2 separate regions of the Homo sapiens genome follow, and region 1 is linked to region 2. A link is an interaction called in ENCODE POLR2A ChIA-PET data of the cell type or tissue named here. Cell type or tissue: OCI-LY7. All regions are shown on one strand. Links, peaks and the distances in the headings refer to the core of each region. The heading gives the core; the rest is flanking DNA. Region 1 has its middle 9.4 kb from the start of IMPA2. Region 2 has its middle 34 kb from the start of ANKRD62.

Evidence for each region. ChIA-PET counts read pairs that join two places held together with the same protein. Peaks named below come from ENCODE experiments on the same cell type or tissue, not always from the same donor. Only the 100,000 strongest peaks of a DNase experiment are listed, where the experiment ranks them.
Region 1: POLR2A ChIA-PET joins it to region 2 with 6 read pairs; 5 of 35 experiments call an interaction of 5 or more read pairs at or near these places.

Annotation. Positions count from the first base shown.
Region 1 is chr18:11,968,301-11,975,959 of GRCh38, reverse strand. No RefSeq gene overlaps it. Among named protein-coding and RNA genes, the nearest start is that of IMPA2, 9.4 kb to the left of the region's middle. In OCI-LY7, for the core only: no CTCF peak of the experiment used is centred there; no DNase peak of the experiment used is centred there.
Region 2 is chr18:12,056,155-12,063,813 of GRCh38, reverse strand. It overlaps the pseudogene LOC107985122. Among named protein-coding and RNA genes, the nearest start is that of ANKRD62, 34 kb to the left of the region's middle. RefSeq lists enhancers at 2,659-3,198, 3,741-4,280, 4,281-4,822. In OCI-LY7, for the core only: CTCF peaks have their summits at 3,252 and 3,453; DNase peaks (open chromatin) are centred at 3,183, 3,503 and 3,833; H3K4me3 peaks cover 2,034 bases; H3K27ac peaks cover 707 bases.

The sequences.
Region 1 (7,659 bases), core at 1,679-4,178, 87 kb after region 2:
AGAAAGGCCTCAGAAGACACCAACCCTGCTGACTAATCATTTTTTTTTAATTTTAGATGCAAAGGGTACATGTGCAGGTTTGTTAAAAGGGTATACTGTGTGATGCTGATGTTTGGGCTTCTAATGATCCTGTAACGCAAGCAGCAAACATAATACCTAATAGGTAGTTTTTCAACACTTGACCCCCTCCACCCTCCTTCCTTTTGGAATCCCCAGTGTCTGTTGTTCCTATCTTTGTGTCCGTGAGTACCCAATATTTAGCTCCCACTTATAAGTGAGAACATGCAGCATTTGTTTTTCTGTTCCTGCGTTAATTTACTTAGGATAATGGCCTCCAGCTGCATCCATGTTGCTGCAAAGGACATGATTTCCTTCTTTTTATGGCTGTTTAGTATTCCATGGTATATATGTACCACATTTTCTTTTCCTTTTTTTTTTTTTTTTTTTTGAGACAAGGTCTCCTGCGTCACCCAGGCTAGAGTGCTGCAGCAAGACGATGGCTCAATGAAGCCTCAACCTACCACCTCCCAGATTCAAGTGGTCCTCCTGCCTCAGCTTCCCAAGTGGCTGAGACTACATGTCATCACACCTGGCTAATTTTTTTCATTTTTTTCTAGAGACAAGGTCTTGCTATGTTGCCCAGGCTGGTTTTGAACTCCTGGGCTCAAGTAATCCTCCTGCCTTGGCCTTCCAAAGTGCTGGGAGACATGAGCTACCACGCCTGTGAACCACCCTGCCTGGCCTCCCACATTATCTTTATCCAGCCTGCTGACACCTTGATGTTGGACTTTCAGCCTCCAGAATTGCAAGAAAGTGCATTTCTGTTTTTAAGCTGCTTAGTCTGTGGTGTTTTGTTACACAGCCACAGCAAACTGATACAGCTGGACCCAAGGAGATTTGTCTTGGGCATCAGCACATTAGGGGTTACGAGGCACTCTTCTCAGCCTAGAGGCCTTGAAGAAGGCAGCAAGGAGTGCAGAGCACTCTAGGAACCGAAAATCAGTGCCAACCCTCCTACTCCCCAACCCAGCCAAACTGCTCAGAGTCACTTATGCAATAACTGGAGTCAGCCAGCGCCACAACTTTTCACTAAACTAAGTCAGATAGATGATTACAAGAAATGCTCTGCATTTAAATATCCCCCAACACTGTGCACAGCCCCATAACCACGAACAATTCTGGGAGTCTTTGCTAAGCAATAGATATAAAAAAAAATCTGCAGGGTTATTTCTACTTATTTATTTCCACTATATAACCAGAGATGCCCTTTATTCTACTCTGGAAAATCCTCCCAAGTCATTATTTTCCACTGAGGAAGGGGTTAATGTGCTGGTCATTCCTCCTCCTTCTGAGTGTAACACAGTACCAGATACTCCCTGAGAATTCACATGGTATACTCTGGCTTTCAAAACTTTGCAAACTTTTTTGGGATTCACATTTCTTCTTTGCTCTGCACTTCAGCCACTCCTTATGGGGATTCTATGCCTGTGGATCCCACATTCATAGATCCTGGAGACTACGAAATTGTACTTCAACAATTGGTGATACCTTCCATCTGTTAAAAACCCTATCCTGCAAGGCCTTGGTCCTAAAAGAGAATTTCCAGTATTTTTCTTTCTTTTTTTTTTTTTTTGAGATGGAGTCTTGCTCTGTCGCTCAGGCTGGAGTGCAGTGGCTTGATCTCGGCTCACTGCAAGCTCTGCCTTCTGGGTTCACGCCACTCTCCTGCCTCAGCCTCCCGAGTAGCTGGGACTACAGGCGCCCGCCACCGTGCCCCGCTAATTTTTTATTTTTTGTATTTTCAGTAGAGACAGGGTTTCACCGTGGTCTCGATCTCCTGACCTCGTGATCCGCCTGCCTCGGCCTCCCAAAGTGCTGGGATTACAAGCATGAGCCACCGCGCCCAGCCTTTTTTTTTTTTTTTTTTTTTGAGACGGAGTCTTGCTGTGTCACCAGGCTGGAGTGCAGTGGCATGATCTCGGCTCACTACAACCTCCACCTCCCAGGTTCAAGCGATTCTCCTGCCTCAGCCTCCTGAGTAGCTGAGACTACAGGTGTGCGTCACCACACCCAGCTAATCTTTTGTATGTTTAGTAGAGGTGGGGTTTCACCATGTTGGCCAGGTTGGTCTTGATCTCTTGACCTCCTGATTGGCCACCTCAGCCTCCCAAAGTGCTGGGATTACAGGTGTGAGCCACCATGCCTAGCCGAATTTCCAGTATCTCTAATCCCATGCACCTGAAATTCTCCACAACACTTGAGTTGAAATTAACGATGCTAGCCTAGCAGATGGTATTTTGTAATCCACACTCAGTTGTACAACCTGTAACTGTCTTCATTTACCCACAACCAAACTTCCTTTTCTCAGCTCCCTTCCTGCCTGATAGCAGAAAACTCAACCTACTTACTTCCAGACAACTCAAGATGTGTTAGTGATTTTTTAGACATTTCAGGTTTAAAATTCACTCAATGCAGGCCTGCAAGATGGTTTACGCCTGTGATCCCAGCACTTTGGGAGGCTGAGGTGGGTGGATCGCTTGAGGCCAGGAGTTCGAAACCAGTCTGGCAAACACAGTGAAACCTCATCTCTACTAAAAATACAAAAATTAGGTCAGGCACAGTGGTTCACGCCTGTAATCCCAGCACTTTGGGAGGCCGAGGTGGGAGGATCACCTGAGGTCAAGAGTTCAAGACCAGCTTGACCAACATGGTGAAACCCCATCTCTACTAAAAATACAAAATTAGCCGGGTGTGGTGGCACATGCCTGTAATCCCGGGTATTTTTGTGGCTAAGGCAGGAGAATTGCTTGAACCTGGGAGGCGGAGGTGCAGTGAGCTGAGATCACGCCATTGCACTCCAGCCTGAGCAACAAAAGGGAAACTCCGTCTACAAAAAAAAAAAAAAAAAAAAGATTAGCCGGGCACGCCTGTAATCGCAGCTACTCTGGAGGCTGAGGTATGAGAATCACTTGAAACCGGGAGGTGGAGGTTGCATGAGCAGAGATAGAGCCAATGCACTCTGCACTCCAGCCTGGGCGACAGGGCGAGACTCTGCCTCAACAAATAAAATAAAATGCAGTCAATTCCTCTTTTTCCTCGCAGGTCCCTGCACCTCAGTCCCTGCTGTGTCCTGCCCCTGCGGATGCTGAGACTGGACGTTCCTGTTTTGGCCCAGTTCTGCTGGCCTCTCCTGAGTGGCCCCTGACACACTGGTCCGCGATCGTGCTAGTCTCTTCTGTCCAGGGGGCCCCTGGGCTTGCCACACTCCCTGGGGCGCCGCAGCCGTAGGTCCGGGGAGGCTGCGCACCGCTGGGCCTGGACATTCTCTCTTCGGCTGCCGCGCCACTCCCCCGATGCAGGTGTCCTGAGGAAGGAAACCAGGAGCTTGCCTGTACCCAAGACCCGCAGGAATGCGGCCCGGGCCCTAAACGTTTCCAGGAAAAGTCACCTTCTGGCACAACCCTCACCCTCACCTTTGCCTCTGCAGGAGGGGAGTGCGCGTGGGCCTGGATGTTCACCTGGACTGGGATCTAGTTCTCCCGCCTGCTTTGCCGCGCTCTAGCCTCGTCCCTCCAGCCCCTCTGCACTTCCGTCTACGGGGCGGAGGAGAGACACAGGCTGTGCTGCAGCGTGTCTATTTTTTTTCTATACTTTTAAGTTCGCGGCAAAATTAAGGGGAAAGTACATATACCCCCTGCCGTATCCGTATTATTTCTTTTTCTTTTTTTTTTTTTTTTTTTTTTTTTTTGAGACGGAGTCTCGCTCTGTCGCCCAGGCTGGAGTGCAGTGGCGCGATCTCGGCTCACTGCAAGCTCCGCCTCCCGGATTCACGCCATTCTCCTGCCTCAGCCTCCCAAGTAGCTGGGACTACAGGCGCCCGCCACTACGCCCGGCTAATTTTTTGTATTTTTAGTAGAGACGGGGTTTCACCGTTTTAGCCGGGATGGTCTCGATCTCCTGACCTTGTGATCCGCCCGCCTCGGCCTCCCAAAGTGCTGGGATTACAGGCGTGAGCCACCGCGCCTGGCCTTATTTCTTTTTCAATTGCATTATTTCGTTTGTCAGCATTAACCCAAGGAGAAATGCTTTGTTCCCAGTTCTTAAGAAAAATGCCAACCCCACTCCCACTTTCAGGGTAATTTACGCCTCAAATCTCACTGCCTGCATGAGGAAGGTTCCTGGGATTGAATATAAATGGAGGTGGAAATATACTGACAAATTCTCCTGCCTGCCTGTTTTGTTTTGTTTGTTTTGTTTTGGTTGATTTTGGGTTTTTGGAGACAGAGTCGCCATATGTTTCCCAGGCTGGTCTTGAACTGCTAGGCTCAAAGGATCCTCTTACCTCAGCCTCCACAGTATTTGGGATCACAGGAATGCACCACAGTCCCCGGCTCTGCCCGCTCGTATTTTAAAACTGGATTCTTTGTCCTGGCACGGTGGCTCATACCTGTAATCCCAGCACTTTGGGAGGCCGAGGCTGGCAGATCACTTGAGGTCAGGAGTTCGAGATCAGCCTGGCCAACACGGTGAAACCCCGTCTCTATTAAACATCAAAAAGTAGGCCGGGCACGGTGGGTCACACCTGTAATCCCAGTACTTTGGGAGGCCGAGGCAGGTGGATCAGTTTAGATCAGGAGTTCGAGACTAGCCTGGCCAACATGGCAAAACCCCCATCTCTACTAAAAATACAAAAATTAGCCGGGCATGGTGGCGGGCGCCTGTAGTCCCAGCTACTCAGGAGGCTGAGGCAGGAGAATCGCTTGAACCCGGGAGGCGAAGGCTACAGTGAGCCGAGATTGCGCCACTGCACCCCAGCCTGGGAGACAGAGCAAGACTCCACTTCAAAAAAAGAAAAAAATAATATTAATACAAAAAGTAGCCAAACATGACGGCATGTGCCTGTAATCCCAGCTATTCAGGAGGCTGAGGCAGGAGAATCGCTTGAACCCAGGAGACAGAGTTTGCAGTGAGCAGAGAGATTGCACCATTGCACGCCATCCTGGGTGGCTCTGTCTCAAAATAAAAAAATCTTTTAAAATGACTGTTTTCAGGCAAATATTTACCTGCTTTTTTTTTGTTTAATCAAAAGCTTATGTTCCATTTGCAAAGGTTTTTGTTGTTGTTGTTGTTTTCAGACCTAAAAAGGTTTGTTATGTTATTGCGTCCAGTTTTGGTATGTTTTACTACAGATAAAAAAGGAGAAAATTGCCCCTGGGACAAATGTGTATGATGATGCATACAAAAATGCTACGAAGTTACTAGATAACATTTGAGAAGAAAACACAGTGAGACTGTGCTGCATTTGATCCACTTATCAACACGCTTGACATTATGAAGTGAGTGGAACAAAGACCAACATGACTCAAGGAGATTTATCTCAAAACTTTGTGTCTTCATTACACAAACACCCTTTTTTGGAAGTGTTAATGCCTGCACTTTCTTTTCCAGGTCATTTTGGCAACTGCAGAAAGGGGGCAGTTAATGCGCTCAGCCCTCCCAGGCTTCCTTCACCATTTTTAATTTATCCTTCTTTGTTTAGAATACTTCTTCTTGGCTGGGCATCGTGGCTCATGCCTGTAATCTCAGCACTTTGGGAGGCCGAGGCAGGAGCGTTGCTTGAACCCAGGAGTTTGAGAACAGCTAGGGCAACAAACTGAGACCCTGTCTCTACAAAAATTCAAAAATATTAGCCGGGCATGGTACACGCCTGTAGTCCCAGTTACACTGGAGGCTGAGGCAGGAGGATTGCTTGAGCCCAGGAGGTTGAGGCTGCAGTGAGTTGTGATCACACCACTGCACTCCAGCCTGGGCAACAGAGTGAGACCCTGTCTCAAAAAATTAAATAAATAAATTAAATAAATAAATAAATAAATAAATAAAATGGAATTCATGGCAGCTATCAAAAACACTCATATTTTCATCAAGGCAACATAACTTTTAAAAATCTGATCTGAACTTAAAAATAGAAAATGCTGTGTGTGTGTGTCTGTGTGGAGGACAGGAGAGAGAGAGCAGAAATTTGCCACATATCTTTCAGAAATATATAGCTGATTGAAGAAAGCTGGTGAATACAGAATCTCATTACGAATTTCCGTTGCTGTGAGGCCGGGCGTGGTGGCTCACACCTGTAATCCCAGCACTTTGGGAGGCCGAGGTGGGCGGATCACCTGAGGTTGGGAGTTCAAGACCAGCCTGACCAATATGGAGAAACCCCGTCTCTACTAAAAATACAAAATTAGCCAGGCATGATGGCGCATGCCTGTAATCCGAGCTACTCAGGAGGCTGATGCAGGAGAATTGCTTGAACCCGGGAGGCAAGGTTGCAGTGAGCCGAGATCGCGCCATTGCACTCCAGCCTGGGCAACAAGAGTGAAAGAAACTCCATCTCAAAAAAAAAAAAAAAAAAAAAAGGATTTCCATTTCTGTGCCGGGTGAGGTGGCTCATGTCTCATGTCTGTAATCCCAGCACTTTGGAAGGCCATGGCAGGAGGATCACATGAGCCCAGGAGTTCAAGACCAGCCTGGGCAATACAATGAGAACAATGAGACCCTATCTCTACCAAATTTTTTTTTTGTTTTTTTTGAGATGGAGTCTCGCTCTTGTTGCCCAGGCTGGAGTGCAGTGGTGCAGTCTTGGCTTACTGCAACCTCTGCCTCCTGAGTTCAAGTGATTCTCCTGCCTCAGCCTCCTGAGTAGCTAGGATTACAGCTGCCTGCCACCATGCCTGGCTAATTTTTGTATTTTTTAGTAGAGGTGGGGTTTCACCATGTTGGCCAGGCTAGTCTCAAACTCCTGACCTCAGGTGATCCTCCCACCTTGGCCTCCCAAAGTGTTGGGATTACAGGCGTGAGCCACTGCGCCCGGCCAAATTTTTTTTTAATTAGCCTGGCGTTGTACTGTGTGCCTGTAATCCCAGCTACTGGGGAGGCTGAGGTGGGATGATCACTTGCGTGTGGGAGGTTGAGGCTGCAGTGAGCCAAGATCCCATCACTGGACTCCAGCCTGGGTGACAGAGGGAGAACTTGTCTAATTTAAAAAAAAGAAAAAAGAAAAAGAGAATTTCCATTTCTAAGGCAGCCGCCACTACTAAGCACATTTTTTTTTTTTACCTTGAAGACGAATATGAGACTCAAATGAGATACGCACATTCTACTTGTCTGTGTCTTAAAAAGAAAATATTATAGTCAGCACCAAAATTCGAGTCTTTTCTGCCAGGAAAGGGACCCAATTTAAGGGGGAAAATAAATATAAATTTCAGATTTCTGCATGGATACATCCTCATGTATATCATTTGTTCATGTAGTCACTCATTCATGTACTAATTCAACTAATTCACTCATTCATGAACTAATTCAATCCAAAGTGCTAGGATTACAGGCATAAGCCACCACCTCTGGCCCAGAAATGGAAATTCTTAATGAGATTCTGTGTTTACCAGCTTTCTTCTATCAGCTATATATTCATGAAAGATGTATGGCAAATTTCTTCTCTCTCCCTCTCTCCTGTCCTCTACACACACACACACACACACACACACATACGCACACACACACACACAGAGTATTTTCTATTCTTCTATTTATTCAATGCACATTGGTCTTTGGTGGTTAGGGAAACAAGAAGGGAAAGTGAGATGTAGGATTCTATATTATCATCAC
Region 2 (7,659 bases), core at 2,392-4,891:
TCCTGCATCCCCCGGCCACCTGCTCCCTTCTCTAGGGGTACCCAGGTCTCGTTGGACTGATCAGGTCCCCAAGGAGGCAGGGAAAGAAGGGAGATGGGGCCTTCCTGGCCCTCAGGGCTGCCCTTGGCAGAGAGTGAGTGGTGAGTAGAGGGCCTGGTGGGATTCAGATTGGGGGTGGGGAGGGGTGGGGTTGAGACTCAGCTGTCAGGGAGGGAGCAGAGGCTGGGGAGGAGGTGGGAGGAGGATCCAGTTGAGCCAGCCCCCTACCTTCCCTAGGGTATTCCGGGAGCATCCAGCCCCACTGGTCCTGGAGGGATCCTGGTGTCTCCGTGAGCACCGCCCTCTGTTCCTCCAATAAATCCCGAGTCCTACTGTTTTCTCCCATGACCTCCAGCATAACACGCTGAGACCTCAGGGTCCCCATTTGTCCTCACACCTCCAATGCTTCCTCCCCATACTTCCTGGGCTCCAAAGTCCCCAAATACTCCAATGCCTGCCCCTGCTGTGGTAACCCAAGGCTCCTGTGGACTCAGGACCTGGCCTCTGCACTCCTCCGAGTCCCGTCCTTCCCCTGCAGTGACCGTTCCTCATCTCACAGGGACCTTTGGGCCCAAGAAAAGCCAAAGGAGCCACAGTGGGTGACCCCATGAGCTCTGACCTTTGCCCCCTCCCACTGGGCTTGAAACTGTCTCTCCAGGGCAAAGAGACCCCCCAGGGAGACCCTGATCCCCAGCCAGGAAGCTGACTGAACGCTTCTGTGACCTTGATCCCATGTGTGACCTCTTGACCTCTCTATGACCTCATTTACTCCTTTGTCAGGGCCCAGCTGGACCCAAGGGACAAAAGGATGTCCAGGGCCCTTCAGGACACACAGTGAGTTAGGAGTCAGGGCTCCCAGGACACCCAGTGAGTGAGGAGTCAGGACACATTAACAGGATCATGAAAGCATAGCTACTCAAGTAACTAAATAATTATGCAACTAATTTTTTCCTCATCACTAAAACATAGTTATGGACAGATTATTTTTAAAATACAACACACTAACAAGTAGTTTATCCTTAAAACTCAGTTATGGTTTGTTGTTTGTTAAGGCCATTGCTTGGGAAAAAGAAAACAGGAGAAGGAACAAGATGATGATACCGAGAAGAAAACACAGACTGGAAGGAAGGAAAAAGAACAGGGGAGGGAATTAGAAGGCCTATTATGACACCTTTTTCCACTCCCTGATTCGTGAAATTTGAATAAGTCCAATATCAACAACAAAAAAAAAAGCAAAAAGATATACAAGTAGTCACATCCTAAATTTTGTTAATAGTGAGATAATACCGAGGGGGGCGGATCACCTGAGGTCAGGAGTTTGAGACCAGCCTGACCAACATGGCGAAACCCCGTCTCTATTAAAAATACAAAAATTAGTGCCCATAGTCCCAGCTACTCTACTTGGGGGGGGGGGCTGAGGCAGGAGAATAGTTTGAACCTGGGAGGCGGAGGTTGCAGTGAGCTGAGATCACACCACTGCACTCCAGCCTAGGTGACAGAGTGAGACTCCATCTCAGAAAAAAAAAAAAAAAGAGTGAGATAATATGCTGACACTCACACCTGGCTCATGCAGAGGAGGGCTCCCTCCAGAGACTGCAGGAGAAGGGGGAGGACTCTTCCTTGCCCTGGCTGTTCCTCCCTCGCTTCCACTGAGGCACCCGAAGCTTCCTACCCACCCAAGTCCTGGCCGGGCAGGCCCTGCAGTGCTCTTACTGCCCCTTCCCGGCCCCTAGACTTGCTGCTGCTGTCCCCACCAGCACTAATGTCAGTACAACCATCGCTACTGTTGTCCTCAATGCACTGGCCCGAGCTACAAAGCTCCTACCACCTGGCCACCGCCGCAGCCCCAACCCTGCCACGGCTGCAGCCAGCAGTCCTCCTACCACTCTGGCGCACTGCAGTCTCCGTAGCCACCACCAACCATTGCGAGGTGAGCAGCAGCCCCAGGCCATCAGAACCACAGCGGGTATGGAGGCCCTGCCATGTTCAGGATTCCCATGGAAACGCTATGCACTCCCTGTGCTCGAGCAGGAGCAGGAGGAGGTCACCCTCGAGAGTCTGGAGTCCGGGGAGAGGAGGAAGGCTCCTTCCTTGGAGGCCACTGCTGTTGCTGCAACCTCTGCCACCACCAGCAGGGCAGCCCCTGATAGTACCCCTAACCCGCCACCCCACTGTTGGCCCCAGGATAGCACCCCTGACACCCGGCCTTCACCACTGCAGTTTAGCACCCAACAGTGCCTCCAACCCATCCCCGCCTCGGACGTTGCAGCACCAGATAACTCCCCCAACCTGCCCCCTCCCATGGGCCATGCAGCCACGGATAGGACCCCCAGACAACACCACCCCCCACCGCTGCAGGTAGTGACGCCCCTGCTCCCCGCCATGAACAGTGCAGCCACAGATCCTTAAGGCCCCCAACCCACTCCCTGCGATAGGCAGTGCAGCCCCAGATAGTGGATGGCACCACCAACCATCCCCCAGCCACGGGGAATGACGCCCTGGATAGCACACCCAACCCGCACCCCACCACAGGCAACGTAGCCCCTGATAGCGCCCCTATCCCATATGCCGCTGCCGGCAGTGTAGTCCCCAACTGCCGGCAGTGTAGTCCCCAACTGCGCACCAAATTCAACCCCCACCACAGGCAGTGCAACGCTGATAGTGCCCCTAATTCACCCCCACTGACTGCAGTGCAGTCCCCCTCCAGTGCCCACAACCCACCTCACCACCCCGCCTGCCACTGGCAGGATACCCCCAAACTACCCCTTGCCATGGGCAGTGAATCGCCCAATAGTGCAGCCAACCCACCCTCTATCATGGGCAGTCTGGCCCTGATAGCGCTGGAAAACCCCCCACCAAGCACCTCCCTGCACCCCCCAACCTCTCCATCCCCACCCCCGCCACCAGCCATGTAGCATGCGATACTGCCCCTAACCTATGCCCTGCCATTGGCCTTGCAGCCCCAGATAGCGCCCCCAATAAGCCCCCCACCATGGACAGTGCAGCCCCAGATAGCATCCCCACCCCGCTGTGGGCAAAGAAGCCGGATCAGTCAGAGCCCCGACCGACCAGTCCCCACACCCCTACACCGCTGCCAGTGTAACCACAATAGTGGCCCCAACCTGCTCCCTGTTGCAGGAAGTGTAGCACCCATAGTGCCCCCAACCAGCTCTACTGCTGCCGGCAATACAGCCCAGGATAGTGCTGACAACCACCCCCCCACCGCCCCCCGCAGTGGGCAGTGCAGCCCCAGATAGCACACCTAAAGTAGTGACGCCCAGGATAACACCCTAATACACCTAAAGTGGTGCTGCCTGGAATAACACCCCAACCAGATCCCGGCCGTGGGCAGTGTAGCCCCGGATAGTGCACTTACCCCATTGCCTTTCTATACTCTGGCCGGCTGCAGTGTGCATTGCTGCCACCAACCCCAGCTAGGCGAGCCAGTGAGGTGAGTCAGTGAGGCCACCCGCAGTCCCGTAGGCTCTAGCCTCCAGCCTGCAGTAGGTGCCTCCTTCCTCTCTTCCTTTAGCCAGGCATGGAAGTAGCTCTCGCTGCCAGCTGCCTCCTACCACTCCATACGCTCTGCAATCTCCATCACCGTCACACACCATGCAGATGCAAGCCCTGGTGCCACAGGCTCCAGCCTCCAGAGTGTGGCAGGGGAGTCCACTTCCACCTTCTCTAAGCTGCAAACTGAGTGGCTGGACAGGTTGACAAAGAACAGCCTGCTACGGCGGGACTCCCCCTTAGCATGCATTATATACTGAGGTTATGCAAGTGAGGTTCCTGGATTGGATGAGAGAAAACTGCTAGACCTATTCTAATTGAACTTTATTTTCATGTTCTGATTGGATGAGAGCAAGTCTTAGAATAACCAATCAGAACGAGAAGATAAAGTCCAATCAGAGTTGGCCTAGCTGTTTTCCTTTCATTACAATCAGAACATGTAGTTTATAAACTTGGTATATAAAGCATGTTAAGGGGTCACGCCATAGCTGCTGCATTCCCAGCTTGGAGTAGGAGATGCCCTCTGCTGCATGCTGGAGGCTGGAGCTTGCGGGACTATGGCTGGCCTCGCTGGCTTGCCTTGCTGGCTCGCCTTGCTGCGGTTGGTGACAGGGACAGACACTGCAGTCTGCCAGAACAGAGAAAGGCAAAGGGGTAGGTGCGCTATCCAGGGCCGCACTGCCCGCAGCCTGGGGTGGGTTGGGGCCCTATCTCAGGCATCACTGCCTGCCTTGGGTGGCTGGTTGGGTGCGCTATCTGGGGCTGTGCTGCCTGCACCAGGGGGTGGGTTGGGGGCCCTATCCAGGGTTGCACTGCCCTTTGCAGGGAGCAGGTTGGGGGTGCTATCCCAGACTGTATTGCCGGCAGCAGTGAGGTGGGTTAAGGGTACTATCCAGGGCTGCACTGCCCGCGGGGGCAGGTGGGGGGTTTTGGGTTGAGCGGGCTATGGGGTGCTGCAATGCCCACGGTGCAGGGAAGGGGAAGGTTTGGGTGTGCTTTAGCTACGATTTTGCATTAGCTAGGATTTCCAGTACTATGTTAAATAACAGTGGTGACAGTGGGCATCCTTATCATGTTCCAGATCTTAGAGGAAAGGCTTTCCATATATCCCCATTCCATGTGATTCTAGCTGTGGGTCTCTCTCATGTGGTTTTTATTATAGTGAGGTATGTTTCTTCTGTACCTGGTTTTTTGATGATTTATAGCATGAAGCAATGTTGAATTTTATCAAATGCTTTTTCAGTTTCAATTGACATGATCATATGGTTTTTGTCCTTTATTTGGTTGATATGGTGTATCACACTGATTGTGTGTTGAATGACCCTTGCATCCCAGGGATACATCCCACTTAATCATGATGAATTATCTTTTTAATGTATTGCTGAATTTGATTTGCTGGTATTTTGTTGAGGATTTTTGTGTCAATATTAGAGATACTGGCCTGTAGTTTCCTTTTTTCATGTCTTTGTCTGATTTTGGTATCGGGGTAATAATGGCCTCATAGAGTAAGTTTGGAAGTATTCTGTCCTGTTTTTTAAAGTAGTGTGAGTAGGATTGGTACTAGGTCTGTGAATGTGTGGTGTGAAGCCATCAGCAGTGAAGCCATCGGTTCCTGGGTTTTTCTTTACTGGGAGACTTTTCCTGATGGCTTCAATCTGATTACTTGTTACCACCGATCTGTTCAGGTCTTGGATGTTTTCATGGTTCAACCTAGGTAGATTGCATGAATCTAGGAATTTGTCAATTTCTACTAGGCTTTCCAATTTATTGGCCTATGAAATAGCCAGTTATGATCCTTTGAATTTCTGAAGTATCAGTTGTAATGTCTCCTTTTTTTGTCTCTTGATTTTATTTATTTGAATCTTCTCTCTTTTTTCTTAGTTAGCCTGACTAAAAGTTTGTCAATTTTGTTTAACTTTCCAGAAAACCAACTTTTTGTTTAATCTTGTGTATTTTTTTCATTTCAATTTTATTCCTGCTACAATCTTTATTATTTATGTTGGGTTTAGTTTGTTCTTACTTTACTAGTTATTTAAGATGTATTGTTTATGTGAAGTTTTTCTTCTGTTTGGATGGTAGGCACTTACAGCTAAAAATTTCTGCCTTTCTACTGCTTTCTGTGTATCATAAGTTTTGGTATATTATGTTTTCATTACCATTTGTTTCAAGAAATTTTTCAATTGCCATCTTAGTATCTTCTTCAATGACCCACTAGTCATTCATTCAGGAGTGTATTGTTTAACTTCCATGTGATTGTATGGTTTCCAAAATTACTCTTCTTATTGATATCTAGTTTTATTCCCTTGTAGTCAAAGAAGATGGCCACAGAGACCGCAGTATGGTTAGAGTGGTAGGAGGCAGCCATCAGCAAGAGCTCCTCCTTGGCTAGCTGCTGGAGGCTAGAGCCTGCGGCCCAGCGGCTCGCCTCACTGTGGTTGGTGGTGGTAAGCGCAGCGCCCCTTGCAGAGTTTATCAGATCCCCCATTGACGAAGGCTGCAAGGCAAAGACCCCCGCTGGGCCACCATGCCTGACCTGAAGATGCAGGAGGTGAAGAAGATCTGCTATGAGTTGGCCCTGGCTTACTTCCACCACGGGCAGGCTGAGATTGAGGCCCTGGCCACCCTCAAGGTGTGGGAGTTGTGTCACACCTATGGCAAGCCAGAGGGCCCCAGAGATGCCTGGAGGGCTGTGGCCCGGGATTTCTGGGACACCGTGGGCGAGGAGGAAGGAGGTGGAGCTGGCAGTGGTGGTGGCAGCGAGGAGGGAACCCGAGGGGTGGAGGTGGAGGACCTCCAGGCCCACATCTGCAAGCTCATGGGGATTCTGCAGCAGGTGAAGCTGCAGAACAGCAGCAAGGACTGGGAGCTGCAGGCGCTGCAGGACCGCATGGTCTGCATGGAGAGGATCATCCCCCTGGCCCAGGATCATGAGGATGAGAATGAAGAAGGTGGTGAGTTCCACTGGGCCCCACCTGAAGGATGAGAGGAGGCAGCCCCCAGTGACCACATGCCCTCAGCCTGGTCCCCCTCACCACCACTGTCAAGCTGGGAGTGGGTGTCGCGGCTCATAGAGGAGGACCCTGCCTTCCATCGAGGTCACCTTTGCTGGCTTAAGCAGGAGCAGCTACAGCTGCAGGGACTGCAGCGCTGTGAGGGCTGGAGCGGGGGTGCTGCACAGGCCCCCAACCCGCTTTGTAACCCCTCACGATGCAAGCTGCGCTTCCCCTTCAAGAGCAATGCCCAGCACTGGAGTCCTGGCCAGGGATGGGGAGCGGGGAGGCTCCAGCTCCACCCCTTCCCCCTGAGGAGGTCACTCCCCCTCCAGCCACCCCTGCCCGCAGGCCTCCAAGTCCCCGAAGGTCCCACCATCTCCGCAGGAACTCCCTGGAGGAAGGGGGCCAATCCTGGGGAGCGGGTTCTGCACAGCCTGAACCCCAGCACTTCTAGGCCAAAAAGCACAACTTACATTCAGCAGCCCCAACTGTACCCAGCCCAGCGGCCCCCAAGACCCCGCTACTCCCCATACACTACTCCCCCACAAATGAGATGGCAGCGCTCTGCCCCTGACCTCAAGGAGAGTGGGGCGGCTGTGTGAGTCCCACATCCTGGGCAGAGGGCCTGGTGGAGTCCCTTGCTAGGAGAAGGGAAGACACCTGAGATGCTGCTTCCCCCAGAAGCACTGGGGCAGGGAGGCTCAGGAGATGAGAGAGAAGGTCCGAGCAGGTGATAGAAGACATGGGGGAGACCGAGGCGGAGGCTGAGGAAGAGGGCGCGGAGTTGCCAGGAGCAAACCAAAGTGAAGGGAGAGGTAGGAAGCTGCCTCGGGGCCACCCCTTGCAAGGGAGCGGGTCCCACAAATGCTGCTATGGGTGAGGTGGGGGCTAGGGTGCTGCATAGCCAGTGTTTGAGTTTCTTTTCAAGTAGGGGAAAGGGTAAGAGGACTGAGAGTGAGACAAGCTCTCCCCAGCCTCTGTCCGTCTGGCTGTCTGTGGTGGTTTCTGTTTCTAAGGAGGCATGGTGGGATCATAAGTCATTCCCCTCCCCTTCCAGGCCTCCTGCTATATTTGGGGACCTGACTGGTTTGGCTGGAGTCCCAAGAGGATGTGGGCC